Linked DNA regions of Mus musculus: all the other regions are linked to region 3. The links are chromatin loops, found by intact Hi-C in ENCODE. Cell type or tissue: left cerebral cortex. All regions are shown on one strand. Links, peaks and the distances in the headings refer to the core of each region. The heading gives the core; the rest is flanking DNA.

What was found. Peaks named below come from ENCODE experiments on the same cell type or tissue, not always from the same donor. Only the 100,000 strongest peaks of a DNase experiment are listed, where the experiment ranks them.
Region 1: it touches region 3 in a loop (2.2-fold over the local background); 14 of 42 quality-filtered maps call a loop at or near these places.
Region 2: a loop joins it to region 3, with 3 times the contacts of the local background. A loop is called at or near these places in 14 of 42 quality-filtered maps.

The regions. Positions count from the first base shown.
Region 1 is chr8:85,031,306-85,041,996 of GRCm38, reverse strand. Tnpo2 (transportin 2 (importin 3, karyopherin beta 2b)) reads right to left here and starts at 5,104. Exons shown (of 25, transcript NM_001364032.1): 1 at 5,020-5,104; 2 at 3,508-3,662; 3 at 1,460-1,535; 4 at 1,234-1,383. The coding sequence starts at 3,606. In left cerebral cortex, for the core only: no CTCF peak of the experiment used is centred there; DNase peaks (open chromatin) are centred at 4,905, 5,230, 6,098, 7,132 and 1 more place; H3K4me3 peaks cover 4,197 bases; H3K27ac peaks cover 3,177 bases.
Region 2 is chr8:85,019,430-85,030,120 of GRCm38, reverse strand. Get3 (guided entry of tail-anchored proteins factor 3, ATPase) reads left to right here and starts at 4,834. Exons shown (of 7, transcript NM_019652.2): 1 at 4,834-5,016; 2 at 5,796-5,943; 3 at 10,213-10,361; 4 at 10,449-10,599. The coding sequence starts at 4,856. It overlaps Trir (telomerase RNA component interacting RNase), which reads right to left and starts at 3,288. Exons shown (of 3, transcript NM_026760.3): 1 at 2,887-3,288; 2 at 505-582; 3 at 1-246. The coding sequence starts at 3,222. The coding sequence ends at 139. In left cerebral cortex, for the core only: CTCF peaks have their summits at 2,014, 3,371 and 8,146 (motif pointing right); DNase peaks (open chromatin) are centred at 3,287 and 4,555; H3K4me3 peaks cover 4,144 bases; H3K27ac peaks cover 3,402 bases.
Region 3 is chr8:84,968,067-84,978,757 of GRCm38, reverse strand. Prdx2 (peroxiredoxin 2) reads right to left here and starts at 9,136. Exons shown (of 6, transcript NM_011563.6): 1 at 8,996-9,136; 2 at 8,414-8,518; 3 at 8,169-8,322; 4 at 7,349-7,471; 5 at 7,066-7,196; 6 at 3,947-4,758. The coding sequence starts at 8,516. The coding sequence ends at 4,673. It overlaps Junb (jun B proto-oncogene), which reads left to right and starts at 10. Exons shown (of 1, transcript NM_008416.3): 1 at 10-1,849. The coding sequence starts at 329. The coding sequence ends at 1,363. It also overlaps a transcript of Rnaseh2a not described here. In left cerebral cortex, for the core only: CTCF peaks have their summits at 2,058, 3,160 (motif pointing left) and 4,356 (motif pointing left); DNase peaks (open chromatin) are centred at 4,325, 4,748, 8,799, 9,047 and 3 more places; H3K4me3 peaks cover 3,356 bases; H3K27ac peaks cover 2,995 bases.

The DNA.
Region 1 (10,691 bases), core at 2,171-10,170, 62 kb before region 3:
CATGGACCACCATGCCTATTGATTGATTGATTGATTGATTGATTGATTGAGATAGGATCTCACCTAGGGCTAGTCTGGAACTATTTAGACCAGGCTGGCCTCAAACTCTTAAGTGCTGAAATCACAAACATGTGCTACCACACCTAGCCTTGTATTTATTTTTAAGGCTTTCTTTCCTGTCTTTTCTTTTAAACAGTCTACAGAGAGGCCAGCAAGATGGCTTAGTGGTTAAAGGCACTTGCTCCCACCCACCATGGCCTGAGTTCCAACACTATACCCCACATAAAAGGAGAAAAACAACAACCAAGTGTCCTCTAATCTCCACACACATAGCACAAACAAATAAGTAAAAAAACAAAACCACTTTTTTAGTTGACAGATTTCAAGAAAAACAATGGCTTAAAAACTCTGGAGCTGGGAAGATGACTCAGCAGGTAAAACCACCCACCACCAAGCCTGCTGGCCCAGACTTGCTCCCCAGAACCCACATGGGCTGGATGCAGTGGTGTGCACCTATAATCCATCACGTCTACTCGGAGAAGAAAGGACAGGAAGCTACTGTGCCAATGAGCCCGGAATAACACATTGTACAGCAAAAACCTGAAACCATCTTGACAAGGTGGGAGGTAAGAACTGACTCTCCAATGTTGTCCTCTAATCTTCAGACTCAAATGTTGCTAAGAAATCACCTATTAATACTTTTAGTGTAAAGTCTTCAAGAAGAACGTCCTTAAGTAAACCTTAGCAGCACTGCTGCAATGTCCTTGGGTATCTCTTCAGCAAGGCGCCTGCCTCCATTAACTAACTCCCACTGTGTATGAATAGTTTGAGGGGCATCACTAATGACTCCGTATGGACAGTAGAAACAGGTACTCTAACTGCTGAGCATCAGGCTCGTCGTTTGAGACTCTGGACACTGTACTCAGGAGGCTGAGGCAGAAGAGTGCAAAGTTTGAGGCCAGTCTGGGCTACCTTTTCTCAAAAAGAAAAAAAAGGGGAAAAAAAAAAGACTGACCTGCACTGCCTGGCTTGTTTCCAAGCTGTTACTTGCCAGGCAAGTCCCTTTATCATCTCTGTGCCTCAGTTTCCTCTCCAGTCAGATGGCAGTAGTAAGAGTGCTATCAGAGGGTGCTGGAGCATTCAGTAAGCAATACCCTGAACACGTTGAATAGCTTCTTGGCCCAGTGCAAGCCCTTAGTGTGTCCTTGATGATGACCCCCACAGCCCCCTCACCGATGGTGGCTCTGATGAGAGAGGAGGCATCGCCAATGTTGTTGAGACACTCCTGTTTGATGAAGTCAGCCACAGGAGGCGGGAAGCTCTGGTAATGCGCCTTCACATTGTTCTTGAGGATGAGGCCACTCAGAGAGCGGGTTGGCTCATCTGTAGGAAAAGTGCTAAGGTCAGAAGACTAAGGGAGAAGCAAGATCTGTGTGGCCTGGAGGGACAGAGAACATACCTTCTGATTTGAGTCTGGTCAGGACAAAGATCAGGTAGTTGTTAAAGTCAGGAAACTGGTTGAGTTGTTTAAGTTTCTGCCAGGCTGTTAAGGAACTTGGAAAGCCAGGTATATTGGGGCATGCTTGTGATCCCAACACTGAGGGAGACTGAGGCAAGATCTTGGAACTCCAGGCCAGCATTAACCCAAGACCTTCTCTCAAAACAAAACAAGCAAAGAAACAAAGAAACAAACAAACCAAAGAACTTGAGAGGCAAGAGCCTTTCTTAGGCAATATTCTCCCAGTGCCACATTGCTCAGAATGCTAGTGACCAAATCAATTAGGCAGCCAACTCCTCAGATAATACTCATCAATTCAATTTCTAACCTCAGCACCACAGGGCCTTCTCAGGAGGATCAAGTCCACACAGGAACTAGGGCACATGTCTGAACTCCTGCATGACCCTTATATCCTTACCAGGACAGGAGAGGGCTAGGCTTCTCTTAAACTGGCAGCTGCTACTCACTTCTGATCTTGGCATTCCAGTGATGCCTGCTTTTCTCAAGCAGAATGGAAGGCTATTTGAGTGTGGTGCATGCCTAAAACCCTAGCCCCAGGGAAGCTGAGGCAGGAAGATCACTCTTAGTTTAGGGAGAACCTGGCTACATATTTAGTTCTAAACTAATCTGTTATATTAAAAGACCATGACTAAAAAAAAGAAAGAAAGAAAAAGAAAAAGAAAAGAACAAGAAAAACCAGCCAAGGGGTCTCAAGTGGTAAAATATGCATCTAGCATGTGTGAGACCAGACCACTGAGTCTCCAGTGCCATTAAGAGAAAACTAAAGCTGGGCATGGTGGCACACGCCTTTAATCCCAGCACTTGGGAGGCAGAGGCAGGAGGATTTCTGAGTTCAAGGCCAGCCTGGTCTACAAAGTGAGTTCCAGGACAGAAACCCTGTCTCAAAGAGAGAAAGAAAGAAAGAGAGAGAGAGAGAGAGAGAGAGAGAGAGAGAGAGAGAGAGAGAAAACACAAGTGAATGGCTGAGTTTCAGGAGCAGGACTTTGGGGTGCAGCTCAAGAATAAAGCAAGTGGCTAGCATGCTCTAGGCTTGTATGTTCCAGTCTCAGCCCTGCAGGAAAAGGTGATGGACTAGTCCCATTTTCAAGTGAAATTTGATACTGCTTCAAACATTCAATTTTTTTATTTGAGAAAGTTTTCATAAGACCAGGTTACTCCTAAACTCCGAGATTCACTAGCTTCTGCCTCCTGAACGCTGTGATTAAAGGTGGATGCTGTCATGACCATATATCATTTAAAATTCTGATCTTACTCTAATTTGCTTCTCTGTTGCTGTGATAAAACACTAAGGGTTTGTTTTAGCTCATCATTGGGAAGTCCCAAGGTAGGAACTCCAGGAATATAACTGAAGAAGAAACCTCTGCATAAAGCTGCTTACTGGTTCCTTCCCCGACTCACATCCACCAACCTTTCTTATACAGACCAGCATCAATTATTATCAAGAAAATTTCCCACAGCCATGCCCACAGGCCAATCTGATTGAGATAATTTTTCAACTGAAGGCCCCTCTTCATAGGTGTATCAAATTAATAACAAAACTAATCTATATCTATCTACATATATATGTATATGATATAAAGAGCTCTTAGGAAAAAAGTTTTCAACTTCAAAAACACTCATGTTGCAACTCCAACGTCCCTACCTATCTACCCTCATTCTGACAAGGCATACCACTAAAATCTGCGATGGCTGGACTTCTTAACCCTGGGTCCTTGCTGAGGCATTTTCCCTGTTTAAGCCTCCAGGTTCCCGTCTGTTAAAGGAAAGTTACCAACACTCAACAGTTACAGGATTAAGTACTCAGTGAACATCAGACATGCCCATCATTTTCTCCACTCCAGAAATGGAACCAAAGACCTAAACCTTTAATTCATGTTCTCTCTCAGCAGAAAAAGTCTGGGAATCAAGAAGTAGTCCCTCCCTCTCTGGCCTTCACGAGGTGCAGACATCGGCACTGTTCCGTGAGCCCCGGAAGGAAAGAAGGATACATCCTGCACAATGCGCTGAGTAGCTGTGTTGGGCGACTGCGAGTCTTTGAGAAGCTGCAAGACCTGCTGCAGGCCCTGCTCGTCTGGCTGCCAGTCCATGGCGCAAGGCGAACTGCAGGGGTAGGAGCCTGGATCAGCGCTGGGTCGCTGGAGTTCTGTGTGAGACCCAAGTTGAGTCCCCGAGGCAGAGGCGGCTGCATGCAGACGCAAGCGCTCTCCGCCGAGAAGCGGAGGCCTCCAATCCGCGCCTGTCCAAGTGCGGGGTCCCCGCCAGCTAAGCCATCCTCGGCCACGCAGTCGCGGGCTCGGGAGTGCGAGTGGGGGGAATATAAAAGCGGGCCATCAGGACCAGCGGCGGGGGCGCGACGGATCCACATCGAGCCTAACGAGGAACCCTCTTTCCAAAGCGATCCACGCCACCGCCGCCCCCGGTTACGGGCCTCACGGCTTCCGCCTCCCTCCAGGGCGAGGGGCCCCGCCCCAGCGGTCTTTCAGGTGAAGGCTCAGTCCACGAGGATTCCCTTCCCCAAAATCCAGCCTTCCAGCTCCACTAGATGCCAGCCGCCTCCTAGATTTCTGAGCTCCTCTAGGTCCCTAAGCGCCCAGATCTTGCTCATCCCTGCTCCCTCTTCTAAACCGGCTCTACAAGCTCAGTAGACGCCACATGGCCCCCTTTCTGACCTAGACGCGGCCCTGTGACCCTCCTTAACCAGAATACAAGCAATACCCGATAGGTTTCCAATGTCTCTTTGAATGAGAGCCAGTCAGAATCACCCAACCCACGACCAAAGCCCCCAATGCCCGCTGCCTGCCCCCAATCAGATCTGGCCAAGCTTCTCTAGCTCTTACCCTCCGCCCCAGTCAGCAGGAATTAATGCTGACGGACCTCTGGCAGCTCCCCCAATCAAATTCCCCTAAGCCCCCTCCCACCCCCTCACCCCCGATCACTTCACGTCGGAGACCCCATCCGTCCAATCCCTGCAGCTTCCCTTACAGAGTCCCGCACAAACACCCGCCCGGTGCGCTACCCTCAACGGATCCCACCACCGCCTCGCAGCCAGACTCAGCAAAGCCCTCTGGTCTCAAGTCTGACGCCCCTCCCTATTAGGACTAAACAACCTTCCCCTCTCAACTTTCAAGGCTGTCTCCCCCGAATCAGACCCAACCAAGCCCCGCCGAAACAGATCCCCACACACACCCGATCCACGCGACGTCCCCCGACGATTCCCCCAATCAGCGCCCCTCCAGCCCGACCCCAGCCGCCCCACTGGCCCGCATCTCGTGGCACCCGAACCTGCCCGGGCGCCGAGGCCCCACCCCTTGAGATCAGATCAGCTCCCCCTCCCCCGCCCGGCCCGTTCTGCCGGCCTCGAGAGCTGGCCCAACCCGGTACCCCGCCTCTCAGCCGGGCGCGACCCCGACGCCTGGGCGGCGCGCGGCGCAGGCCCAGAACCCAGGGAGGTTCGAGGCGAGCTGAAGCCAAGGGGCCCCGGCCGAGCGAGGCCCACCTACCAGGCCCCGGGAGGCAGCGGCGGCGCCTAAGTGCTGCAGCTTCTCCAGAGGCTCGCGCGGAAGGAGGGAGCCAGAGGCAGGGAATTAAAAAAAAAAAAAAAAAAAAAAAATTAAACGCGGCCGAAATGAACAATTTCGGCTTCCGTACGCCGTTCAAACTGGCCTACCAAAGCCAATCGGAGAGCGAAGCACTCACACGTGATCTGGCACAGAGTGGCCCTGGCCAAGTTGAGTCACGTGAGAGAATAAGTACCGCCTCTAGGCCTCTCTTGCCATTAGGTCCTCCCAGCGTCTCGTTTCCTTTTCCTTACTGCAGCTTTCTTCTTTCTTCTTTAACGTATATTGGTATTTTTGTCTGAACCATGTGCGCGCAGTGCCGTGGGGATCAGAAGATTGCATTGGATGCCTGTGAAGCTGGTGGTGGTGAGCCATGTGGATGCTGAAATCAAACCTGGGTCCTCTACGAGAGCCCACAGTACTCTTAACTGGCCCCAGCCCCACTGAGTTGCAGATTTTGCTGGAGCTAGAAATTTAGTAGTGCATGGGTGTTTTCGGTGTGTAATGGACCTAGGAATCCTTCAACTACAGCTAACCGTGTCCTTACTACAACTCCCTAAAATTTAAACTGTTCCGCAGTCCGGCGTGCCTCAGAACTGGATTGGGAGGGAGGGAGGGCAGGGATAGGGAATAAGGCAACAGTAGACCCCTCTGGTGCCAGGAAAGCTACATCACAAAACCCTTTGATCAAAAATAAGTTAAAATGAAGCCGGGCAGTGGCGGCGCACCCCTTTAACCCCAGCACTCCCTGATCTATGGAACTGGTTCCAGGACAGCCAAGGCTACACAGAGAAACTGGGGGAGGGGGTTAAAATGTAACTTTCTCTTTCGCTCCCCTAAACAGCACTACACCGACGTAAAGAGCAGGGCAGGCAGCTGGCGGTGCTGGATTTTACTAGAGCAACTGTCCTGTTATTGTTCAATGCTGTTTAAACACTTTTTACATGGGACTGAAAAATAACACGTGGCCATTTTTTGTTCTGTTTTTCGTGACAGGGTTTCTCTGTGTAGCTCTGGCTGTCCTGGAACTCAATCTGTAGTCCAGGCTGTCCTCGAACTGAGAATCCGCCAGCCTCTGCCTCCCAAGTGCTGGGATTCAAGGCATGCGCCACCGGATTTATGTTTGTTTTGCCTGCATTTATGTCTGCATCACGTTTCTGACGAGACAGTCAGGTGTTGAATCTCCTGGAACTAGAGCTACAAGACAGTTGTGAGCTGCCATATACGATTGCTGGCACTCAAAACCAGGGTCCTGTAGCAAAGCAACAAGTGCACTTAATCGCTGAGTCATCTTATTCAGCCCCTGGCAATAACTTCTAAAATAAAACAAGGCAGCTAAATTCGATCAGAAGACCTAATCCCTTAACCTACCTTAAAAGTGAGATGAGGATTGCCCAGAGCAATTTAGGCAAGAGCCAGGTCATGAATGCTTCTGCCGTTTGAATTCAGTAGTTTTTCCTTTTCAGCCGTACACCATTATAGAATTGGAGACCCTGGTGCTTTCTTCTACCCCCTTCCCGTCTCCATCCCCTCCTAGTCCTACCGCCGATAAGGGATTCACTCTTCAGCCGCACCTCTATCTCAGTGGATATAGCATAATTTGCTCCGTTAGAGATGATCCATCCAAATTATGCTTACCTGACCTTAAGCTTATTGAGCAATAATGATTCAAATCATAAATTATTTGAAAATGTAGCTCTAAGCACAGCTCCCCAGTTGACTGCAGGTTCGTTTTCTTCTCGCCCTGCTTAAACCAATATTTACTAAAGTAACCATGATTCGAATCCCAAAGTACTACCGAGGCCTTTGATAGGTTTTGCTGTGGTTTCTTTGTTTTGACCTTCAGGTGAGGGACAGGTCTATGGGAATGCCTCAACTTGAAAACAACTTAGCCCACTCCCCATTGGCACGATCAGTCCCAGCAACCTTCAGTCATGAAAAAGCAAGAATTGAAATATTGCAAGCCTCTGTTGAGAAAATCAAGGGAAACTTCCGCAACGGACTAGCGACTCAATATAAACAGAAACCCTTTAACGACACGTGTGGATAGCCACCCTACGCATGCGCAGAGCTTTCTCACACTACTTCTCACGCTCCGGTGAGGCTTGAAACTACAAATCCCAAGATGCCCTGTATCTAAATCTCAATTTGGGGCGGGGGGGGGGGGGGGTTCGAGACAGGGTTTCTCTGTGTAGCCCTGGCTGTCCTGGAACTCACTTTGTAGACCAGGCTGGCCTCGAACTCAGAAATCCGCCTGCCTCTGCCTCCCGAGTGCTGGGATTAAAGGCGTGCGCCACTACGCCCAGCTAAAACTCAAGTTTTTATTCGTGAAGATGGGCTGGTCCGGGTTCTTGCAAGTTGGCTGTTAAACTGGAGATTGGAGAGTCGGAAGGTTCACAGTAGTTTCTGTTTGGCTTTTTTCTTGGGGGGGGGCGTGGTTTATTGTTTTTTAATCAAGGGAGGGCTTTGACTCCAGGTAGAGGCTATGTAAGTTATGAAATGCAGACAATAATTTTTTTAAAAAGGTGTTTGAATTCAAATGCTTTGAGTGGCAACTTGCAGAGCTGATTCTCGCTATGTGGGCCTTAGGTGATGTGTTTGTAAAAAGATAAAGAGTAAGGAGATATGTTCTATGGAGGGGTAGTGAGGTATGGGAGAAGGGGATGTCTCAGTGGGCCCATGCTGAGGCATCCATTCCCCCTGAGGGACCAGCCACATGAGGGTATAGTATAGAATAGAGTTTTTATTCCGGGCATGGGGAGGGGAGTCAAGATAGTAGTAAAGGCAGAGAAGAGAGGCCAGCCATGAGCACATGGAGAGTGAGGGAAGGAGGGAGAAGGGGGGAGGGGACAGAGCAGGCTCTAGAAGGGAAGAACAAGAGGGAGGAGGGGCTGAGCAGCTCCTTTTAAAGTGGGTCAGCCTACCTGGCTATTGCCAGGTAACTGTGGGGTGGAGCTTAGACAGAATGCTAAGACAGGGATTGATTTTTCTGAGGCAAGGTCTACCTCCATAACCCAGGCTGGCCTCCTCAACCTTGTAGTCTTCCTGCCTTCATTAGCCCCCTGAGGGCATACATACTAGGTGTGACTGCTACAGAGTTTAGTAGTCTTTCCTTTCTCTGTAAGACTTTGAATCAGAAGTTTCCCTGCTTGTTTTTGTTTTGATGAAGTGTCTTCCTGTACTGCCCATGTTAGTCTTTTTTTTTTAATTAATCATTCCATTCACTTAAATCTCAAATGTTATCCCACTTCCTGGTTACCCTGCCACTAACCCCCCACCCACCCACTCACTCACTGGGGCATCAAACCTCCCCTGACCAAGAGCCTCCCTCCTGTTGCTGTTCAGCAAGGCCATCCATCCTCTGCTACATTTGTATCTGGGGCCATGGATCCCTCCAGGTACACTCCTTGGTTCTTAAAACTATCCACCTACCTCAGACCACTATGCTGGGTTCTCCCTTCCCTCCTTGTATATTCCCTGCCATGAAGTTTCCAGTTTTTTCCTATGCAATTCTCACAGTGACCCTATACATTTACTTGATGTCAACTAAAAGCATTCAACTCATGCCCAACTTCAAATCTGATGGGAGAACATAAACGCTTAATTTACAATAGTCTCTCTGCCTGAGTATCTATCACAAACACTTTTGGTTTAAAATGTGTAACTCATGGTGTCTAGTAGCCGCCCAACATGCATGAGAACTTGCATTCCATCTCAGCTATTCAGAGGGAGTGTCCAGGGAAGGTTGGAAAGATGGCTCAACAGATTAAGGCAGCAGGCACCAAGCCAAACAACCTGAGTTCCATCCAACAAGGTGGAAGAGAACTGACTTGAGGCAAGTCTTGTGACCTCCACATGCCACAGCAGATATGTGTGCAACATGCATACACACACACACACAAATATGTAACTTAAAAAAACATGATACAAGGGCTGGAAAGACATCTCATGTACTGCTCTTGCAAAAGACCTAATCTATCAGACTTCTATATCAGGCAACAAGAAACCTACCTATTAACAGCTCCAGGGGAACCAAACCCAGGTCCTCTACAAGAACAGCAAGTACTCGAAAACCAGTGAGCTGCCTCTCCAGCTCCAGTCTAATTTTTAAACAAGGCCTCCAAAATGTAGGTCAAGGTTAGTGTACTTGCCAGCACACACTAGAAAATAGGCTCCATCTCCAGAACTGTAGAACATAGTTGTAAACAAACGCTAACTACTCTCAGGAAACCAATGAAAGCAGTTTTACTCACAGGGTTACAGTCAAACGTCTTGTTTTTTGCAGTACTGAAGATCATATGGGGAACATCTCCAATGCCAGGCAAAGACCCTGCATCACTGAGCTACAGTGTAAGCCCTGGCTCACCTTGAATTTAGACGATGCTTCCCTAGCATTAAAAATGGCTAAAAGTAAGCCCAGTGTGCTGACATACACCATTAATCTCAGCTTTTGAGAGGCAGAGGCTGATGATCTCTGTAAATTGAAGGCCAACCTATCTACATAGTAAGTTCTAGAACAGCCAGGGCTACACAGAGAAAATCCATCTCAAAAGCCCAAAAATAAGTAGACAAAAGACCTAAACCATAAAAAACAGTTGAGAAATGGATCAGAGAGATGGCTCAGTGGTTGAGAGTACTTAATGTTCTTCCATAAGACCAGAGTTCAGTTCCCAGCTCTTGTCCAGTGGCTTGACAACTAGCTCCAGGGAATCAACTCACACTCATACACACACAGCATCTGCACACATATAGCAGATAGAGATAAATGAAAAACCTTACTTTTTAAAAAGGCTAAGCGACTTAAGGGGACTATTCAACTAACAGGCACAGGAGGCAGAAGCCATAGCTGACTCACCCTCCCGTGTATAGTTCCTTTCACTATTCCTGGGTTATACCTGGTTAGTCTCTGTGAAGGGAGGGGCCTGGATTTCAGCTTGCCCTGCTTACTGACACACTCTAAAATAGAGGCCAAGCTGCTCTAGTTGTGACCTACTTGTGTGTCTATGTGTGCTTAAGATCCAACTGGTACTGGCTTCCAAGGCAGCAACAGTTGACTCCATTAGCTTGTGTTTCCTTCCCTATCCTCTACCCATTACAAGCGTCCTGCATTAGGAAATGCTAAGGATCTTTCTATCTCCCTGCCGTTCCCTCTGCCTGGAGCACTTGAGGAGTGTGTCACTCACTGCCCTACTATCTTTGAGATCTGAAGCAAATGTTATCTTCTCAAGTGATCAACACTGACCAACTTAATTTTTTATATGTGGTTTTGGAGAAAAAATCTACATCAAACAAGTTACCCCAATCCTGATCCACCTGCCTCCACCTCATAGCAGAGATCACAGGCACCAGTCAACATGCCCAATGCCTCCACAGCATGGGTTAACTCAACGCCTCATCTCCAGCCTGCTTTGACAAAAAAGGCCATGGGCACCACTTCAACATTCCAGGACCTTAGTTAGCCATCTGTCCTTCCTCAGTCCCATCTGAGCTCACTACTCACCTCCCTCCAGACTTGCATTAAATGTCACCTAAGGAGGCTAGAAAGATAGCTCAGCAGTTAAAAGCATTTGTAGTCTCCCAAAGGACCCCCCTTAAGTCCCTAGAACCTACACGGC
Region 2 (10,691 bases), core at 152-8,151, 52 kb before region 3:
TGGAGAACGGTCTGCGGCCACAGCAAGCGCCTTCGTTTCCTTCTGTGTATCAGTCCTCCAGAGAAGGCTGCTGCCGGAACCGCATTAAATATTATGTACATCGCAGAGAGTCCCAGGTAGTGAGCACCCGGGAGGGAGTCATTTCACCAGGGGCCGAGTTTTATCATCATCCCCGCACTGGTGGGCTTTGTACTTTTTCACTTCTGCCATGTACTTGGCCCATGCGTCACCTTTACTTGTTAATACCTGTGGGGTCGGAGGAGGGAAGGAATGGTTGGAAGACAGATGCCCAACAAGCTGGGGACAAAAGTCAGGAACACCATGAGACAGCTGACCCATCCCCAGTGTCACTTAAAGGCCCTGGATTTGAGGAAAGAATAAGCAGAAGCAGGTTATCTGGGGAACCTCCCACCCTCCAAGGCCCACCCATCCAAAGCCTGACCACTGGGCACTGGGTCTGCAAGGAAAAGGCAGTTAGGGTGGCAGCCTGGGCAGCCCACTCACCTCATCCTCCGTCTTCTGCTTCTTGGCTACTATTCCCGTCTTGAGGGCTAGTTTGTTCCCGCCTCTGCGCTTGCCCACCTGGGTGAAGGGACAGAAGACTGCAAGGGTTACAGGAGCCGGGCCCGCCCTTGGCGGTGCTGAGGCCCACTACACCTTCCTAGCGACGCCTCGCCCAGCTCCTCCAGCCGGCCGACCTGCGCAGCAATCAGAGAGGAGCACACTCGACTCAGCACCTGCCCTGGGCTGCCATGCCCAGGCAGTCCTGGGCCCCAGGCTACCCTCCCAGGGGGGGCAGAGGAGTGCTGACCTTGCTGGGAACTGGCTCTGTCCTCACTCTTTCTGCCAGGCCTCACACTGTCCTGTCAGGGACCACACAGCTTCCTTTATTGAGCTTCACTATCTATTGAGCCCTACAGACCACACAGAGCGCTGTGACCGTGGTATCTCCTCTCATATTCACAGTTATGCTATTTGAAGGTAATAACTATCTCCTTTTAGAAATAAAGACAAGTTTCTGGGAGAAATAGGACAGGCTGCCAACAACAGACTCAGGATCAGATGTGCAAGGCCAGCGGGAGCACCCTGAACCACAAAGCATCCCTCATTCTCCTACCCTGAGCTGGCCTGGCGTTTTTAGGAATATAATGACAATGGCTACTCAGGAATAAGTCAAAGAGGCAGTGACACCACTGTTGCTCCTATTCCTGGACTGTCACATCAACCCAGGCCCTGTTACTTTCCACTTCCTCTAAGAACAGTCTGGCTCTGGGTTTTCACCCTGGCCCCATGTTCTCCCTTTAACTGGGGGCCTTCAAGAGATTATCCTGTTCTTACCCTTTAACTAGGCAGTGACTGCTGGACTATTCCCACAATCGCTTTTGTGCAATACTGCAGGTGGAATCTAGGATCCCATGCATTCAAAGCGATCTTCTGCTGAGTTAAATCCCCAGATCTCGTTTCTGAGACGGGGTCTCACTAAGTTGCTCAGGCTGGCTCTGAACTCATTCTGGACGTCAGATCCTTTCACGTCAGATCCTTTCTCAGCTCCTGAGTAGCTGATACTACAGGCACACACTACTGGACACACACACACACACACACACACACACACACACACACACACACACACTGTGTTGTTTTTAGAAACAATGTAACCTTTGTTCAGACTCTGCAATCCTCCTGCCTCAAGCACCACAGTGCTAGGATTCCATGTATGTGCCACTTTGGAGGCTCACACACACCCCCTTTTAAGACCTAAACAAACTTAAGCCTTACCCCAAACCACAGAACTGGATCCAAGATTTGACCCACAGTCTGTTATTCTCAAACCAACATTTCTTCCTCCCCACTACAAGGTCTCAACATCAGAGACAAAGCAAGCTCAAAACTAACAGAGTATATGTCCAACTTATTTAACCCGAGGCTCCTCAACATGACACTTGACATTTTCAGCTAGATCATTCTTTGTTATCCCTTGCGTTATAGGATACAGAAGAGCATCCCTGCTATCTACCTATAGATGTCACTAGCATCTCCTCTTAAGAGTTTGACAACCAAAATGTCTACAGACTTTACCAAATACATGAGGATGAAGAGACTTGCTCCCAGTAGAGAACCACTGGTCTTGTTCTTTAAGAGTCTGTTCTGACTTTCCTAGGACCACTTCATGAAATACATCAAAATCTCAATTATTAGAACTACAGAAAATCAGGATAGGCCACCCACACTCCAAACAAACAACGTTCTTTTCTGTCAAAGACACCACCAATAAATACTCAGCACAAGATAAGGTGCTAAATAAATGGACATTAGTTAAATAATAAAGAAAGGAATCGATTGATCTTGCTAAGGCCACAAAGTCGGTGATTTGCTTTTTGTTATTGGTTGGTTGGTTTTGTTTAGTTGGGACAAGGTCTCACTTTTTCGAATTCTCCTCTTCTTGCATCCGGAGTGCTTGTAATACAAGGCGTGTACCACCACGCCCGGCTACGGTCCGTGGTCCGAGTCGAGTCTAACGATTACAGCAGACTCGGGATTTAAATGTGTCTCCTCTTTTTCCCCCACATTATATGTGGGCCTCACTATTCAAAGTCTGGGTACAAATCAAACGGGAATCCTAGCATCTAGGGCCCCCTAACCCCAGAGCGCTGCTTCCAATGCAATTTCCCGGTTCTCAGGTCCCACGAATGAGATCTAAGGATTCCCATTCCCGCCCAGAAACACCTCTGGTCCGGAATCCAGGCTCGAGATTCTCAGCAAGCGACCGGGACCGTCCAGGCAGCCGGGCGGAGGACTGCCTTGGACCATGACGCCCCTTCCCGGGCCCGACTCCCCCAGCCAACGCGGGCCCCGGCGCCCGCCCCCACCCCCGCGGCTCCTTACGAAGCTGAGCGTGGGGCCTGGGCCGCCCTTCCTCTTCGGATTCCCTGGGCCCGCCGCGGCGGAGGCCGGTGGATCGGGTCGCTGCGGGCCCGGGGGTGGCTCCTCCTGCCGCTGCCGCTGCTCCTCCTCCATCTTCCGCTTGAACAGCTCCAGGAAGCTGCCATCGTTGGCAAACAAGTTCACACCGCTGGACACCGGACTCGAGCCCGACACCTCGTCGTCCCCACTCTCGGGTGACGTTCCCGGTCCCGACTCAGCCCATCGGCTCCTGCCGCTGCCCGCCGGGCCGGGCGCCTCCCGACCCGGAGGCTCCGCCCGTCTCCCTCGGGCAGCCATTTTGTGGCCAGATGCCGTGCAAAGGACGTCGGGAAAGGCTCTCAGACCGCGCGCTTGGCGCGGGACTGGCTTCGTCTGGAGCAATGCATGCTGGGAAGAGAGGTCGGAACCCAGAAGCCAACGCAGAGTGGGCGGAGCTTAGGTGGGGCCAAAGGGTTCTGACCTGGCCACCAGGCGATGGAGCCCAGAAGCCGGTCCCTTTCCTTCTGGTCCTCGGTTCCCTAATCCTGCTAGATACGAGTTAGCTAAGCAGCCAGAAGCTCCCCGAGAATGGGACCATCGTTTGGGACCCAGGCCCCCTGTAAGGGCTAAGAGAACAATCCCAGGCAGCCACCAGAACTCTGTAACTGAACGGATCTTGTTTGGAGCCTGTGTTTTCAATTGTCCCTTGGGAACTTGTGTGGCCCCTAACTAGGTCTACAAAGCATATCTAACTTGATACCTCCTATTAGAATGGAAGCATCTCCAGGTTTGACATCTGTCTCTGAAGTTAATCTCTTAGCTTGAAATAAAAATACCGCTGGCAGCGGGGCGTGGTGGCGCACGCCTTTAATCCCAGCACTCAGGAGGCAGAGGCAGGCGGATTTCTGAGTTCGAGGCCAGCCTGGTCTACAAAGTGAGTTCCAGGACAGCCAGGGCTACACAAAGAAACCCTGTCTCGAAAAACCAAAAAGAAAGAAAGAAAGAAAGAAAACCGCTGGCTGCGTGCAGCTAGACACTGCCTGAGATTAGTATTTAAAGAGGCTGGAGCACTAAAATGAAGCCGAACGTATTTCCAGGCTGAGAACCTAAGACTTAATGTTTTGAGCTGCGTACTGCATGAAGGGACTAAGGACCCTTGTATTCTTTCCCAAGGACAGGGACTCGATTAAAATTGCATTTGCTGAACTTGGAGCACACCCAGAGAGAAAGCAGAGTGCCAAGCGCAATAAGAGTTTCAGAAATTAAAGTTCTTTCTACAAGGACGACTTGTTGCAGGAATCATTCCTGCCCAACATGGGAGTTCCGGGAACACAGGGGGAAAGTCTGCATACTCTGCAGCAAATGGAGTCTTTTAATCGACCCTCAGCCAAATAACCAGTTCGTTCGTAATTGGTTTGCGACAGAAACCATGTGGCTCACAACCAACTGGGTAACTGGAGGACCGGAAGAGATGTTGAGGTCCAACACAGAAAGTAAGGGGGAAATGATAATCAGGAAACTGAGCCTATGGAATCAAGAGCTACCTCTGCTCTAACTTCACGCAAAAAGCTTGGCCAGGATGTTTGCCTGGTTGCTAAGGAGAGGTTGACGCCTGCAGGGACTTGAGCGTGACTAGTGGAAGTAAGACAAGATTCATCCAATGAAAAGAGTGCCGCAAGACTCAGGGCCCAATCAGTGAAGAGCAGTAGTCTGGGTCATACCAATATGTCCGCGAGACAGGGGAATCCTTAGAAAACTACAGACAAAAGTTCACAAAGGTGAGCCCTTGACTCATAAAATGGTGAAAAGATAGCGCTCATTATCTCCAAATGTCAATGCAGGAGTAAAATAAGTCAGACTTCCAGCCTGTACAGGGCTGTGGCAGACTCATTTCCCCTGTACGTATTTAGCACGTGGTGCGCCCCGATTAATCACGTGAGCCGGGTCCAAGATGGCGGCGGGGGTGGCCGGGTGGGGGGTTGAAGCAGAAGAGTTCGAGGATGCACCTGATGTGGAGCCGCTGGAACCCACGCTTAGCAATATCATCGAGCAGCGTAGCCTTAAGTGGATCTTCGTCGGGGGCAAGGGTGGCGTTGGTAAGACCACCTGCAGGTAAGGAGACTCTAGCGGGGCCCAGAGGACGGGTGGGATGTACCACTGGACCAAAGGGAGGACAGGGACCGGCTTTCTCTTCCCGAGCGGGGCAAAGCGAACTGAGCATGGCTCTACGGGGTTGTTTCTCTCTGGAAATTACTGCAGCCTGCTGAAGATACCTCCTGAATGCAAGCCTAGCATCCTGGGTTGGATCATCTCTCTTTGGGTCTTGTGAATTCAGCGTGTGGGATGTGCAGAGGAACACGTAAATCCCGCAGCCCGCCGGACAGTACCCCCCCCACCCTCCCCCAGGGAGTTCAGAGTAGAGGGAGCGACACTAAGGCAAGCTGTCTTAGTATAACAGACTTCTATTTGATGCCAGAGAGGGAAGAAGTAAAACGGAGTGGAAAGGGCACGTGATTATGGTGCCTCGGTTCGTTGAGAGGTGAAGTACATTGTCCTGAACAAGTAGAGGGAGGGAGGGAAAGCATTCTGCCTGCTGGACAGCTGGTTTGTGCCACTGAGTGCCAAAAAGGGAGGGGAAAAAAAAGCAGAAACAGGCATTCAAAAAGATCCTATCAGTCAGCTGAATATTGCACACCAGTCCTATCGGAATCGAAGTCAGGTGGTGATTTCTTCAAGGATTAAGTAAGGCTTGATCTCACTGGGACCTATACATTGGTCATAAGGTCCTTGCAGATCCAGGTTTCTGTGGCCTGACCTTGCAGATCCTGCTACAAACACCACTACCAAAACTGACTCCTCACTCCTCATCTTCTCACGTTTCTTTTTCGCAGCTGCAGCCTGGCAGTCCAGCTGTCGAAGGGACGTGAGAGTGTTCTGATCATTTCCACAGACCCAGCTCACAACATCTCAGATGCTTTTGACCAGAAGTTCTCCAAGGTGCCTACCAAGGTCAAAGGCTATGACAACCTCTTTGCTATGGTAAGTAAAGCTGGCCTCAGCTCTGCCTGAGGTCCCCATAAGGCAGATCTTGTTTTAGTGACAGGTGTTTTACCCAGAGTGCATTCTTGGTACCCATGGAGGCCAGATGAGGGCATCAGATCCCCTGGGACTGGACTTACAGATGGCTGTGAGCCACCATCTGGGTGCTGGGAATCCAGCCCAGATCCACTACAAGAGCAGCCAGTACTCTGAACACCAAGCCATCTCTCCGGCCCCAACCATAAGGCCTTTTGAGGACGTACCTACCAGCAGCCACCAGGCCAATCATAGTCTACATACTCATCTCTAGGCGTCACACCCCCAACATACACCCAGAGAGGCTTGTGGGAAGGAAACCTTTGAGGAGCGGGGAGAAAGGCGATAAACTGGAACAGAGCAAACAAGAAGGAGGCCCAACCAGAGATGCACACTGTGGGGCTCTGCTGGCTGGGCAAGCAGTTTGGCTTGGTGTCTACGTGTGATAGAAGATTTTTAATATGCACAGTTACTCTTTTAAAGATTTAGTTTATTTTTAGTTACGTGTGCAGGGACCAGCGATACCAGGGCCCCCTTGAGCTTTAAGTTTGAAGACACTTGTGAACCCCCACCCCTAGGTGGGTACTGGGAATGAATGAGGATCCTCTGGAAGATCAGCACACACTCTTAACTGCTGAGCCATCTCTCTAGCTCCATGTTCGTGTTTTGGTTGCTGTTATTGTGTTGTTAGTGGTGGTGCTACTGCTGTTGCTGCTGTTGCTGATGCTGCTTGAGGTGAAGGCCAGGGCATCCCGCATGTTACACAGTGACAACCTGCATTCCCAGCTCTCGAGTTTGAAAAGGGCTGGGCAGGGTGGCACACACCTTTAATCCCTGCACTAGAGAGGCAGAGGAAGGCCGGTTACTGTAAATTTGAGGCTATCAGGGCTACATAGTAAGACCCTGTCTTTAAAAACAATAATAGTAAATCAGCCAGGAGTAGCGGCACACACCTTTAATCCCAGCACTTGGGAGACAGAGGCAGGACGATCTCAGAGTTTAAGACCGAGTTCCAGCACCACCAAGGGTACACAGAGAAATTCTGTTTCTAAAGATTTTTTTTTTTTTTAAAGCCACGCCGGGCGGTGGTGGTGCCCGCCTTTAATCCCAGCACTTGGGAGGCAGAGGCAGGCAGATTTCTGAGTTCAAGGCCAGCCTGGTCTACAGAGTTCCAGGACCGCCAGGGCTACACAGAGAAACCCTGTCTCGAAAAACCAATAAATAAATAAATAATAAATAGCCACATGTCTGACAGTCGTATGGAAATTGGACTGCAAATCGAGGATGAAGTTGGGAAGAGTAACGAGAAGGATGTGTGGATGTTCCCAGATCATGACACGGTAGTCTCATAAAAGGAAAGAATGGGGAGGGGGGTGAGTAGATTTACAGTATATTTTGGAAGTAAAGTAGTGAGATCTCCAGGTTCTCTCTGTGAGTGTGGGGGGGGGGTGTGCGTGGGTGGGTGTGTGTGTGTGTGTGTGTGTGCGTGCGTGCGGTGTGTACTTTAGTGTACACACACGCTCATGCCAATGTGTCACTGTGAAAGTCAAGACATGCTCAGAACATTGTTGGTACTGGCTCTTCCTCCTCGTGTGAGATGGTCTGTTGTTTACTGCTGTGTACACTAGGCTAGGTGGCCTGAGAGCTTCCAGGGCTTCTCCACCTATCTTACCCTAGCCGCACGGGGATTACAGAATCCTGTTACCACCTACACCTTTACGTGGGTTCTTGACTTCAGGTGCTCTAGAACGAACAATTGCTGTGTGCCCTGGAACTCATTGTGATGTGCCTGATGTGGGTGCTAGAAATCAAACCTCATTTCCCTGCAATGCAGCAAATGTTCCTGACTGGTGAGCTTCTGAGGTGTCTCTCCAGTTCACGTTATTCTAGGTTGTTTGGTTGGTTTGGTTTGGTTTTGGTTGGTTGGCTGGCTAGCTGGCTGGTTTTTGAGACAGAGTCTCATGCGGTTTAGCATGGGCTAAACCTTGATATGTTGTCAAGGATGACCGTGAACGCCTGATCCTCCTCTAAAGTGCTGGTGTGACAGCTATGTGTCCTGGTGCCTGACAAAAATCGCATCGTTTTGATTAATATTTTTATGCACGTAGTTGTTATGGCTACCTGTGTGTTTGTGTGCTATGTGCATGCAGTGCCCTCAGAAGCCAGAAGAGGGTGTTGAATCCCCTGGGACTAGAGTTATAGATAGTAGTGAGCCTCCATGTGGGTGCCAGGAATTGAACCTGGGTCCTCTGGAACAGCAGCCCACACTCTTAACCACTGAGCCATCCCTCCAGTGCCTGTGACAGCTTGGTTTTAATGAGGGAAATGGTAACTGTGGTGATGGAAGCTGAGAATGGGAACCCGCAGCAGGGAAGTGGAGTTGCTGGAACAGAGCAACTGTTCTGTGCTGCCCAGGCTAGCCCAGACTAGCCCCTGAGTACAGATGCTTCTCCTGCCTCAGCCTCTAGAGCAGCTGAGTCTGCAGGAGCACAGCTCCACCCCTGCCTTTAGAAGGGCTTCTAAAGGTGGTGGTAGGGCATATTTGATTGCAGTGGGGAGAGGTGGTGGGGGATAGTTCTTGAAGGTTGAGCCCTGCCAAGCACACAGAGCCGGGACTTAGACTCTGCCAAGGGTGGAAATCAGAAGGAAGTATGTAGAACTAGGGGTGTTTCCTGAGGCAGATGAGATGTTACACCCCCATCTTTTTCCTCAACCTATTTTCCAGGAGTAGGGATTGAAGGCAGGGCCTGGGGCATCCAATGCCAGATTCGCCACTGGACTCTCAGCCCTTTGTTCCCTGTTATTCCTGTGTGTGTGTGGCTGCCTGCTGCCTCTCTTCTTCCCTGGGCTCCAGAATGGAACTCAGCTCTGTCATGGATTGAGTTTCGTTACTTGCTGAACCATCTTACTGGCTTGGTACAGGTTTTTGGTTTGGTTTTGGTTTTTTCAAGACAGTGTCTCTCTGTTTAGCCCTGGCTGTCCTGGAACTCTCTCTGTAAACCAGGCTGACCTCAAATTCATAGAGATTTGCCTGTCTTTGCCTCCCAAGCAATGGGGGTGACGCTGCCATCCGGCCTGGCTCATTGCATTTTTAATCTGTGGATTTGATTTGTTGGTTTTAGTCTCACTTAAGTTTACAGCCCACTTTGAACTCACTTTGCAACCTTCCTGTCCTTCTGCTTAATTGTTGGAGTTAGAAGCCTGTGCCGCCAGGCCCAGCCAGAGGCTTCTCCTTCATGCAAAGGCTGGGACTTCCACGGTGAATGAGACTGGAGATATTTGAGGAGGAATGAGATACAGACACTTGTCAGAGTAGGGATAGTGTGTCTTTCAAGCATCCATTGAGGACCTGTCATTAGGAGTTGGTGGCAGGTATGACTGTTGGAGTCTGGTTTTGTCCCCAAAACATCAATACCAGACAGCTGTGGATAAGCAGAATGGAGGAGACTGCCTACAGCAGTGAAGAAGAAGAACTAGAGCTGTGAGCAGCCTGAGGCTGGAGCTGGAGCTCAGTAGTAGAGCTCTTATTAAAACTAATCAGAGACTGGGGTCACAGGGTCTAATGCCCGGCTAGAAGGTAGTTACCATTAAGGGGCTTGGGAATTGCTCAGTGGTAGAGCACCTGCTTATAATCTCCCAGTGAGTGGTTAGGAGTATAATGTGAAGGAGCACTAGCCTGACCTGTATAAAGCCCTTGGTTCCACCTGCAACCCTGCTCCCCACCCCTCAAAATAGAGAACACTACTCAAGAGGGAGAGCAGATGGGCAGGGAGAGAAAACAAGGGTCAAGGTAACCTACAGAATAACTGGCCAGCGAGCCTGGTGGAACACCTACCTGTAATCGCAGCACCAGGAGGGTGAGGACAGCTAGGCTCAGCTACATATCGTCTTGTTTTAAAAATTAAAGAATCTCATTCAGAGGTGACCCACATTAGAGGCATAATCTGAAAGTGGATGGAGCTAGCCGTGGTTGTTTATCGGGAAAGCAAATTTTGGGTTGCCTTTGCAAATTCCTGCAGTGGGTTTGGGTTTCAACTTGTCTTTGGGGCCTCCCCTAGTCCAAGTTTGCAATTTCTTACTTGATTGTGAAGGTTAAACCACTGATGGGACAGACCCGGGATCCTATGTGGTTGGAGCCCTACATGGGCTTCCTCTGGCCTGCACCTAGGAGTTGAGGCCCCCTCTGGGAGTCCGTCATCGCAGCAGCCTGAGTCTGGTCCCCTCGGCCCCCAGGAGATAGACCCCAGCCTGGGCGTTGCAGAGCTCCCCGACGAGTTCTTCGAGGAAGACAACATGCTGAGCATGGGCAAGAAGATGATGCAGGAGGCCATGAGCGCCTTCCCTGGCATCGATGAAGCCATGAGTTATGCTGAGGTCATGAGGTCAGCCTGCCAGGGATTGGGGGTGCCTGCCTGCCCCGGGAGGGCTTCTGGCCTCTGGTTTGAGCCTGACCCTCATCTCCCCCCCAGGCTGGTGAAAGGCATGAACTTCTCAGTGGTAGTGTTCGACACAGCACCCACCGGCCATACACTCAGGCTCCTGAACTTCCCGACCATCGTGGAGAGGGGCCTGGGCCGCCTGATGCAGATCAAGAACCAGATCAGCCCCTTCATCTCACAGGCAGGTGCCACGCCCCTCCTGCCCTCAGTGTCTTAACCCAAACCGTGTTCTTTGGGGCAGAGTAAGAGGCATGGTCTCCCTCCCTCCACATC
Region 3 (10,691 bases), core at 1,265-9,264:
CAAATTCAGTATAAAAGCTTGGGGCTGGGGCCGAGCACTGGGGACTTTGAGGGTGGCCAGGCCAGCGTAGGATCCTGCTGGGAGCGGGGAACTGAGGGAAGCGACGCCGAGAAAGCAGGCGCACCACGGAGGGAGAGAAAATCTCCGGAAGCCCAGCAGCGCCTTTACGCACAGCTGCCAACTGGCCGCTGCTGACCGTCTCCAGCTCCCGAGGACGCGCGACCGGACACCGGGTCCTGCCACAGCCGAGGACAGCTCGCCGCTCGCCGCAGCGAGGCCCGGGGCGGCCCTTCAGGGGGACCTTTCCCAGATCGCCCAGGCCGCCCGGATGTGCACGAAAATGGAACAGCCTTTCTATCACGACGACTCTTACGCAGCGGCGGGATACGGTCGGAGCCCTGGCAGCCTGTCTCTACACGACTACAAACTCCTGAAACCCACCTTGGCGCTCAACCTGGCGGATCCCTATCGGGGTCTCAAGGGTCCTGGGGCGCGGGGTCCAGGCCCGGAGGGCAGTGGGGCAGGCAGCTACTTTTCGGGTCAGGGATCAGACACAGGCGCATCTCTGAAGCTAGCCTCCACGGAACTGGAGCGCTTGATCGTCCCCAACAGCAACGGCGTGATCACGACGACGCCCACGCCTCCGGGACAGTACTTTTACCCCCGTGGGGGTGGCAGCGGTGGAGGTACAGGGGGCGGCGTCACCGAGGAGCAGGAGGGCTTTGCGGACGGTTTTGTCAAAGCCCTGGACGACCTGCACAAGATGAACCACGTGACGCCCCCCAACGTGTCCCTGGGCGCCAGCGGGGGTCCCCAGGCCGGCCCAGGGGGCGTCTATGCTGGTCCGGAGCCGCCTCCCGTCTACACCAACCTCAGCAGTTACTCCCCAGCCTCTGCACCCTCTGGAGGCTCCGGGACCGCCGTCGGGACTGGGAGCTCATACCCGACGGCCACCATCAGCTACCTCCCACATGCACCACCCTTTGCGGGCGGCCACCCGGCACAGCTGGGCTTGAGTCGCGGCGCTTCCGCCTTTAAAGAGGAACCGCAGACCGTACCGGAGGCACGCAGCCGCGACGCCACGCCGCCTGTGTCCCCCATCAACATGGAAGACCAGGAGCGCATCAAAGTGGAGCGAAAGCGGCTGCGGAACAGGCTGGCGGCCACCAAGTGCCGGAAGCGGAAGCTGGAGCGCATCGCGCGCCTGGAGGACAAGGTGAAGACACTCAAGGCTGAGAACGCGGGGCTGTCGAGTGCTGCCGGTCTCCTACGGGAGCAAGTGGCGCAGCTCAAGCAGAAGGTCATGACCCATGTCAGCAACGGCTGCCAGTTGCTGCTAGGGGTCAAGGGACACGCCTTCTGAGAGCCTCCCTTGCCCCATACGGACACCCCCAGCCTTGAAGGCTGGGCGCCTGCCCCCCACTGGGGTGAGGGGGGCAGGCGATGGGCACCCGCCAAAAGGCCTGGGGCGCAGCTCACACACTGGACTCCGGCCCGCCCGCCTGCGCCCAGTCCTTCCACCTCGAGGTTTACATGGCCCCCTTCCAGCGTATTTTGTATGTTTTTTTTTTCTGCAAAGAGACTGAATTCATATTGAATATAATATATTTGTGTATTTAACAGGGAGGGGAGAAGGGGGCTGTCGCGGCGGAGCTGGCCCCGCCGCTTGGTACTCAGCCTGCGGGGATACTAGGGAGGGACCTCCGCCCCCTGCCCTCCCCCTCTGCATAGTACTGTGGAGAAGAAACACGCACTTCGTGTCTAAAGTCTATTTTAAGATGTGTTTGTGTGTGTGTGTTTGACTTTTTATTGAATCTATTTAAGTAAAAAAAAAATTGTCTTTATTAATTTCTGTGGTCTCTTTTTTCTTCCAAGCTGGGCGGATGGAGGGAGAAGATTGGGCTACCCCAAGCACGGTGCTGTTTGTAGCTCGCTCCTTTCAGGTATCATAAGGTTCAGTACAAACGCCCAGACCTCCTATCCCCTGAGTCCTGGCACCAGACGCTGCGCAGGCGGGCAGTGGCGGGGAACAAGCTACCCAGGACAAAACGCGGAATGTGCAAGCATGACCCCGCCCAGCAGAGTGCGCCGGGGCTTTCCCCGCTGACGTTACGGAAGCTCTGCCCATATATGGGCCTATTCAGCTCAGTGACGCCAGCGCGGTCTCCGGGCAGATTCCGGGAATCCCCTCCCCCCCGCTCTGCCGGGCAGGGCCGCGGCGCCGGGAAGGGGGCCGGGATTTTCCCGAGCAGGCGGCTTTCTGGGCGCGGAAAGCCCCAGGCCCGGGTCCAGGGCGCCCGCGGCGGGAGGGCCGTGCTCTCATGAGCCCTGGGAGCCATCCGAGCGGCTTTCAACAGACCGGCGCCGGAGCCCCACCGCGCCCACGCCCCCTCCATTAGACCGACCCTGGCGGAGAGTAACTGCAGCCTTCCTGTAGTTGCAGACGCCGTCAGGGCAACTCCTGCCAGGAAGGGCGGCGCCCGCCCGCCAGTGTCCCCCTCCCGTGTGCCAGGCCAGAAGCCGGCGACTGCCAGGTCTGGTCCTGTCCCGGCAGTTGTTTGGGCAGCTGGGCGTCGCCACAACCCGGCTCCAGCAGCTGAGGTGGGAGGTTCAAAGCTGCTACTTGCTGTTGGGATCTGGGTGCCCTTGAAGCTGGAAGATCCAAGCGCAAAGGAAACCGTACCACTCAGGTGGAGCCGAGGAATAATTCAGTAGTGAAGGGAACGGGCCTCAAGCCTGTCTAGGCTACATAGTAAGGCCCTTTCTCAAAACAAAACAAACATAACCTGACCTCAAACAAACAAAACCCTCAGACACCGTGCAGACAGAAAAAAGGAAAGTAGATGGGGGTGAGTGAGACGAGATAGCTCGGCAGGTAGAGATGCTTAGATGCTTGCCACTGTTACCTAAGTTTGATTCCTGGATCCAGGAGGAAAAACCATTTACCTTCACATGCCTGAGAGCGCACGCGCACACACACACACACACACACACACACAACCTCTTAGAAAAAAAAGAAAGAGCTGGAGAAATAGCTTAACAGTTAAGGGTATGTCTTCCAGACCGTACAAGAATGCTGCTTCGCCTGAACCCACCTGAGAAAGCTCACAACCCCCCTTCAGTTTCAGGGGATGCAATGCCCTCTTCTGGCTTCCTTAGGCACTGCACCCTCCCACCCACAAAACACCACACTTTTTTTGTTGTTATAACGAAAGCAAACATGGTTTGAATATGGTGATGAGAGCCAGGAAGAGGAATATATGTTCAAAAAGTGCCTTCTGGGATAAGGGAGGCGAGCTCATCTACAGACTGAACTGTCAGCTTTCCAACAGATTTGCCAGTGTAGGTTCGGGACAGAGGAAAGGAGTGCTCCCTTCGATATAGTTCTTGTAGCCAAAGAAGCAAGATCATCTGAAGAATCCTAAGAGTGTGCCTGAAATGGAATGAGCCACAGTAAGGTGGATGACCTCAAGGGAGGCCCAACCAGAGGCTCTGAGAATACATTAAGTTCCAAGAGATAGCTCAGTGGGGGGCTCTGTGGTAGAGGGCTTCCAAATCATTCACGAGACTATGGATTCTATCCACCCCTAGCATGAGGATAAAAAGAGGGGAAAGAATTCCAAGGGGAATGAACAACACTCAGAAGGTATCAACAACAGCAGGACCCCAGAATAAGCAGAGGCTGAAGGAGTCACAGTGTGGGGACTCTTGTGTCAAAACATAAAGTAAAACTAATGACCAGATCACCCTTGTTTTGTAAAATGAAAGTGAAACTCAGAAAGAAAAGCTACCCAAGTGCATACAGCTCAGTGAAACATCCACCTCCTAGCCTAACCAGCACCCGTTCTCAGCCACTCTCACTACCGGTCTCACTCTCCTGCCCAGAGTACCAGACAAAAAATTGGGTCAGAGCCTAGAGGTTCGCAAACTTGAACTCACAGGGCAATTTGACTTTAGTTTTTATTCCCATCCAATGTAAAAACCCAGTGAAGATCCAGCTGTTACATATCATTTTATATAGTTAATGGTAAGATATGGACACTGGTCTAAGAGCCAGAATCCAGAAGTAAACTGCCGACCCCTATTTTTTTTTTTTTACAGAAGTATTTATTTCATGTCTATGCACGTTCTGCCCATGTTCACGTGCATGCCTGGTGCTGGAGGATCAGACGAAGGTGTTGGATCTGGCGTTAAAGAGGGTTGTAAGCAACTATGTAAGCTCCAGGAATGGAACCTGGATCTTCAGGAGAAACATAAAGAGCTCTTAAAGAATCCCTCCAGGCCTAGTAATTATTTGGTCTCACTGTGTCCCACCATGCTCAGACCATGGCGTGAATGAGGTAATGCCTCCACCTTGTGGTGAAGAGGCATAACTACAGAGTCAGTTGCACAAGCCAGAGTGTAAACTACTAAAACTACTAAACACACACCAACACAGACTTACACTGTCCCTAATACTTTATTGGTTTCCTATAGACCTGGGCCCAGCTAGGTGTGCTCAGGGCAGGATCACTATTCACCAGATTCCAGGTGGGTAATGAGAAAACCTCAGCCTAGACTCCAGCCCCTTCAGAGAGTGGAGGAAAATCTAGCATTTTCTGGGCCAGCACAGGACATCCAGGTTGGGGCACAGGTGAAATCCAAGCTTCAGGCTCACCCATGTTTACCCATCTCAGTTGTGTTTGGAGAAGTATTCCTTGCTGTCATCCACATTGGGCTTGATGGTGTCACTGCCGGGCTTCCAGCCAGCAGGGCAGACTAGAAAACACACAAGGATGAACACGTGAGGCTCAGCTCCACCACCAAGGGCAGTGGCAAGCAGTTCATTTGAGAGCACAGGCAGCACAAGAAAAGGCTGGGAGCTAAAAGCCAAACAGGTTGCATGTGGACAGAAGACTCCGTTCAGACCAGTTTGAAGTGACATTTTTCTGTCCCATCATTTTGTTTCTTCTGTCCTTTGTTTTGTTGTTGTTGAGGAAATCTAACTATGTAGCCCAGGCTGGCCTTGAACCCATGGTGATCCTATTTCAGCCTCCTAACTGATAAGTATCACCATGCCCAGCTCCAAATGCTGCAGTACTGAAATATAAGCCTTAATCTTGTGCAAGACAGACAAGCACTGTACACCTACTTGTCCTTCAGCCCTTTTTTCTTTGCTTTTTTAAAGAATGGGTCTCTGGCTGGCCTACAATTTTCTCTGTATCGATCAGGTTGGCCTCAAGCATGCATTGATCTTCCTTCCTCTGCTGCCCGGATGCTGGAACTATAGGCATGTATCACCAAATCTTCCCTTTTCATTTTAAAATGGAATCTCATTCTGTAGCTACCCTGGTGACCCCCTGCTCCTAAGTGCTGAGGTCACAGGCCTGAGTCACAGTGCCTCGCTCCTTCAATCCACTCTCTCCCTTAGCCTTAACTCTACTAACCTTTGCATCTATGGTCAGCTTTCCCTTCCACATGCTGAGGTACTGTGACTGGGCTGGAGGCATAGCTCAGTGAGTATTCACTGAGTGTGTGTAGTTGTGTTTGGGGCTTTGCTTTGATCACTAACACACACTCACACAAAGAATTTTTTAAAGGAGGAGGGGGGGATGGCATCTTGTGCCTTTAATCCCAGCACTGGAGAGGTAAAGGCAGGCAGATCTCTCTGAGTTCAAGGCCAGTTTGATTTACATAGCTAGCTCCAGGCCAACATGAATATATTGAGACCCTTTCCTTAAAAAAAAAAAATTATACACACACACATGGTGGAGGGAGTGAAAAAAATGGGAGTAACTCTTGGGACACTTCTCAAATACTTTTTTTTAGGTAGGCTCACATACAGTTTAGGCTGAATTCACTAAACCCTTAAACTCTGATCTTTGCTCCTTAGCATCCCAAGTGCTGGCATTCCATGAATACACCAGCATGGCCAGTTTTATGCTGTCCTGGGGACTGAACTCAGGGCTTTGTGAATACCAGGCAATCACTCCACCAACTAAGCCAAATTCCCAGCTTGAAATCTGTGAATAAGCCTGTTAATGCACTGTTTTCTTTTCTTTTTCTTTTTGTCTTTGTTGTTATCATTTAAGAAAAGGTCTCGTTCTATATCACAGGCTAGCTCAATCCTGTCTCAGCCTTCCTTCCTCGGTCTTCCAAGTGTTGGGATGACCCAGCATTCCTAGTTCAAATACCTTCTGTAGAGCTCTGCTAGCTCCCAACTCTCCCCCTTCATGTACTAATAATCCCTGCCCCATCCTAGACACACCCTGCAGGCAAAGAACTGAATTCTATATGGGGCTCTATTTTTTTAATATGTTTTGCATGTATATATTAGTATGTATTTGTATGTATGTATGTATATTTTGCTTTTGAAGGTGTGTGCCACCATGCCATATCCTATTCATTCTACCACTTCTACCATCAGGACATAAGATCCTGGGTTTCTGTTTCTTTTTTTAAGGTTTATTTATTATTAGTAGATAAGTACACTGTAGCTGTCTTCAGACACCCCAAAAGAGGGTGTCAGATCTCATTACGGATGGTTGTGAGCTACCATATGGTTGCTGGGATTTGAACTCAGGACCTTTAGAAGAACAGTCAGTGCTCTTACCCTCTGAGCCATCTCGCCAGCCCAAGATCCTGTCTTTTATTATTATTTTTTTTATTTTATGTGTCTGTGCACCGAGTGTGCTTGGTACCCCAGGATGTGGTGAGCATAGACTTGGGTGATAGGGCTAGAATTTGCTCTTTTGCAAGAACAAGTGCCCTTAACCACTGAGCCAACTCTCCAGTTCATCTTGTATACATGTTTATCTGTGTACCATGTGCACGCCTGGTGCAGGAAGAGGTCAGGAGAGAGCATCAGATTCCCCGAGACTGGAATTATAGATGATTATGAGCCACCATGTAGATGCTAAGAATCCAGCCCCGGTCCTCGGAAAGAGCAGCCAGTGCTTTTACCTGCTGAGCCATCTCTTCAGCCCTGGCATGGGACTTTAATGTTTATCCCACAAAGATGCTGGAGCAGACAATTCATTCATGCTGGGCAGAGCTGAGGCAGCCTTTCCATTTGTGAATACTCACCTTCCCCATGCTCGTCTGTATACTGAAAGGCCTGGACTAGGCGGAGAGCCTCGTCTACAGAGCGTCCCACAGGTAGGTCATTGACTGTGATCTGGCGAAGGACACCCTTGGCATCGATGATAAAGAGACCCCTGAAGACATGAGGGCCCACAGTGAGGATCTGGGAGACCACCTGCTGCCAGAACAGGAAGGGGACACTCCCACACACACCCCCACCAGACACAGTGGTCCCTTTAGCTTTGAGGAGGGGGCTCCTGGAGCTGGGCTGAGGTCCCTGCTGTACCTGTAAGCAATGCCCTCATCATTTTTCAACACGCCGTAATTCTGGGACAAGCTTTTAGTCACGTCAGCAAGCAGAGGGATATTCAGGGGGCCCAAGCCTCCCTCCTTCCGTGGGGTATTGATCCTGAAGGTGAGAGAGACATGGTTGGTGCCTTAGGATGCCCAGGATAGTAGAAGTCTCCCCCATGGGCCTCCAGAGTGATAAGGGCTGGAGTGGGAGTGCTGGAGACAGGAGATAAAGGACTTAAAGCAAGGCCGGGGTGCTCCACCCACCCCACCCAGTGGGATGGCAGTGCAGCTGGGAGGAGAATGGCTCCAGATAAAGCATCCTCTTCAAATGGCTTCACTTGTGCCCGTGGGCTCCAGCAACTTGCAGTAGAGACCCCGTATGAAAGTGATTAGCCAACAGCAGACATGGAGCTCAGAGGCAGGGCACTTGCCTTGCAAGAATGAGCCCTGGAATTATTGACTTCTAGTTCTGAAAGACTTGTGTGTGCGCGCACACAGGGGGATTCTTCCCATCACCATCTAGCTCTGGTATGGAGCACAACCCATCATTATTGAGAATAGCAAAATACAGCAAGGCAGCCTGTCTCCAGAGAACTGAGACTCCTTTGGCAGGTACCTTCCAACAAGGTGCCAAATGCTAATTACTATCATCTTCGTGTGGGCTTGGGTGTCATTGTTTCCATTCTTTATAAGATGAAAAACGGGAAGACACAGTTTGTCCCTATAATTTGGGCGGTCCTTCATCCTCTCTGCACCTCCCACTTCACCACCTACCTCAAGACCCCTGCAACCCTCCTCCTGCAGCCCCTTACCACGCCAGGTGGGTGAACTGAGAGTCCACAGACACTCCCAGCACCTCGCAGCCTAGCTTTCGGAAGTCCTCAGCATGGTCGCTAAAAGCGATGATCTCCGTGGGGCAAACAAAAGTGAAGTCCAGTGGGTAGAAAAAGAGGACCACGTACTTCCCTAGGGAAGAGGAGAACGGAAGGGAAGTCAGTGCTAACTTCTTTCACATGTAGACCCTGACCCCACCTGCTCCCACTCCGCTCAGCCTCACCTCTGTAGTCCGAAAGCTTGATTTCCTTGAAGGCACCATCCACCACCGCTGTGGCCGTGAAGTCAGGAGCCGACTTTCCGATTTGCGCGTTGCCGGAGGCCATGACTGAAATCAGAGACCCACACAAGCTTGGTCTTTAGAGCCTTAGAAGATCCTTTGTCTTGCCTTTCCAAGGTCACTTTTGGTGCTAAGTCTAGATAGTAAAACCGAGAGAGGTGGAAGGAGCGCTCATATTCACCCTCCCAGTATAAAGTCTGCAAGGCCTCTGAATACCCGCCCCCCTAAACAGGGAACGAATGATGGGTCACCGCTGCTACCCAAATTATGGAGTCAGACCGAGTGCGGGTGGAGGGGGAAGTGAGCTCCTAGTTCCAGAATAGGACGGCTAAGCTAAGAGCGATGGACTGCCGAGCTCGGTGATCCAGCCTGCAAGCCAGGGCTCGGGCCTTGGTTTCCCGGGCAAGGACAAAGCGGCCACCATTGAACATGGAAAACAAAGACCTCCAAGCATAGAGGTCGTGATGAGGCCTGCACCACACTAGTGGGGCTCCTCCCATTCGTGTGCATTCTGGGTTTTCATACCTGCGTGAGCAAGAGCCGGACACACGGACGTCCAGACACGGGTAGAGACAGGAAAGAGATCTCAAAACCGAGAGAGCCCTAGGCCGGAGAACCTTTTATGCGTGGCCCAAACCACACCAGGCAGTGCGCGGGGAGGTGGGCGGGACAGCGCCGCGGTCGGATCCATTGCGGCTGCCGGGGGGGTGAGGGGAAGGCGCCGCGTGGCCCGGTCCACACGCTTTCACAAGGGTTGGGTGGGGTGTGCCCTTTCGGACGCCAAGATTGTCTGTGCTGTGGGCTCCTCGCGAGCCTCGGCCACGGGGCGCGTTGGGGTCGGTTGGAATCCGGGCATGGCCCGGAGCCACTTGGCTCCGTTGCTGACTCCCCTAGTGCTCCTAGGTCTGGTGTCCCCTACTCAGATCGACCCAGACTACCAATACTTTGGCCCGCACGGTGAAGGTGATACCTGGGAGCTGCTGACGCTGCAGCGACAAAAGGGTAAACTAGCAGGTGGACGGGAGTTACGCTATGAAAAGGTGTCCTCCCCACCCCAACCCCCGAAGGCCTCACTTGGCCAAGGCCCTACAAACAGACCCTCTCTGGCTGACTTCAGATCCCTGCCCAGCTCAGTGCAGGCTGGGTCTCAAGGAACTGGGCACTTTTTCTCTGAGTGTGATTTCTCGTCTGTGAGTTATTGTTTTGTTTTATTTTGTTCCGTTTCACTTTATTGAAAATTTACAGCCATGCCCCAACCGTACTACCTTTTGTTCTCAACTTCTTGCCCCGCAGCTTCCTTGGTCATCTGATAATTATATTAAACACTGCCTGTCTAATAAACAACCTATTAACATAGTGCTAGAAGGGTGGAGGCAGAGAAAGAAACTGGCCAGTCAGCTTGAGGTGGTAAGAACCAACACAGCTGGAATGACTAGCACAGTTAAAGTCACAGGGACTGTGAGACAGTGAAAAGGGAACAGCAAAAGGCCTAAGGGAAGAATAGGGAAAGGGGATGCCATTTGGCAAAGATCTGCTGAGGAAGGGTGTGGGGCACCAGCCTTTGTGAGTTCATCTACATGAGGAAGTATCAGTGAAGAATTCTGATGAAGGGTTGGGATTGCATTTGGTACTCAGTTGGTGGAGCACTGGCCCAGCATGTCCGAAGTTTTGATCCTTCCCCAGCGCTGCATAATCCACTGTACCCGTACACACCTACAATCCTAGCATTTGGGAGGAGTAGGGACCTGAAATTCAAAGACATCTTTGGCTACCCAAGGACTTGGAGGCCAGCTTGGGGTACATGAGGCTCTGTTGTTTTGTTTTGTTTTTAAGGAAGGAAGGAAAGAAAGGAAAGGAAAGGAAAGGAAAGGAAAGGAAAGGAAAGGAAAGGAAAGGAAAGGAAAGGGTCTTGTAAAACTGTAGGTCAGTGGCTCTTTAGCACTACCTTAAAAAATATATATATATCGCTTCTCCTGAGCATAAAAATTACTTTGTTGCTACAAGTTAGCTCAGCACCAGGGGGTTTAAGTGCATTTATTATGTCAATTATATCATTTAACTTAACATCTGTCAGCCTTGTTAGTCAGGTGGCACTGGGCCTGCTGGGTAGGCCCATGATTAAGTCCCTGAAGACAAGAGTCAACTTTGGATGGATGTCGGGTATGAAGGACAGGGAGTGAATACTCCCAACTGAGCTGGCTGGCGGAGATTAGAGGTGTCA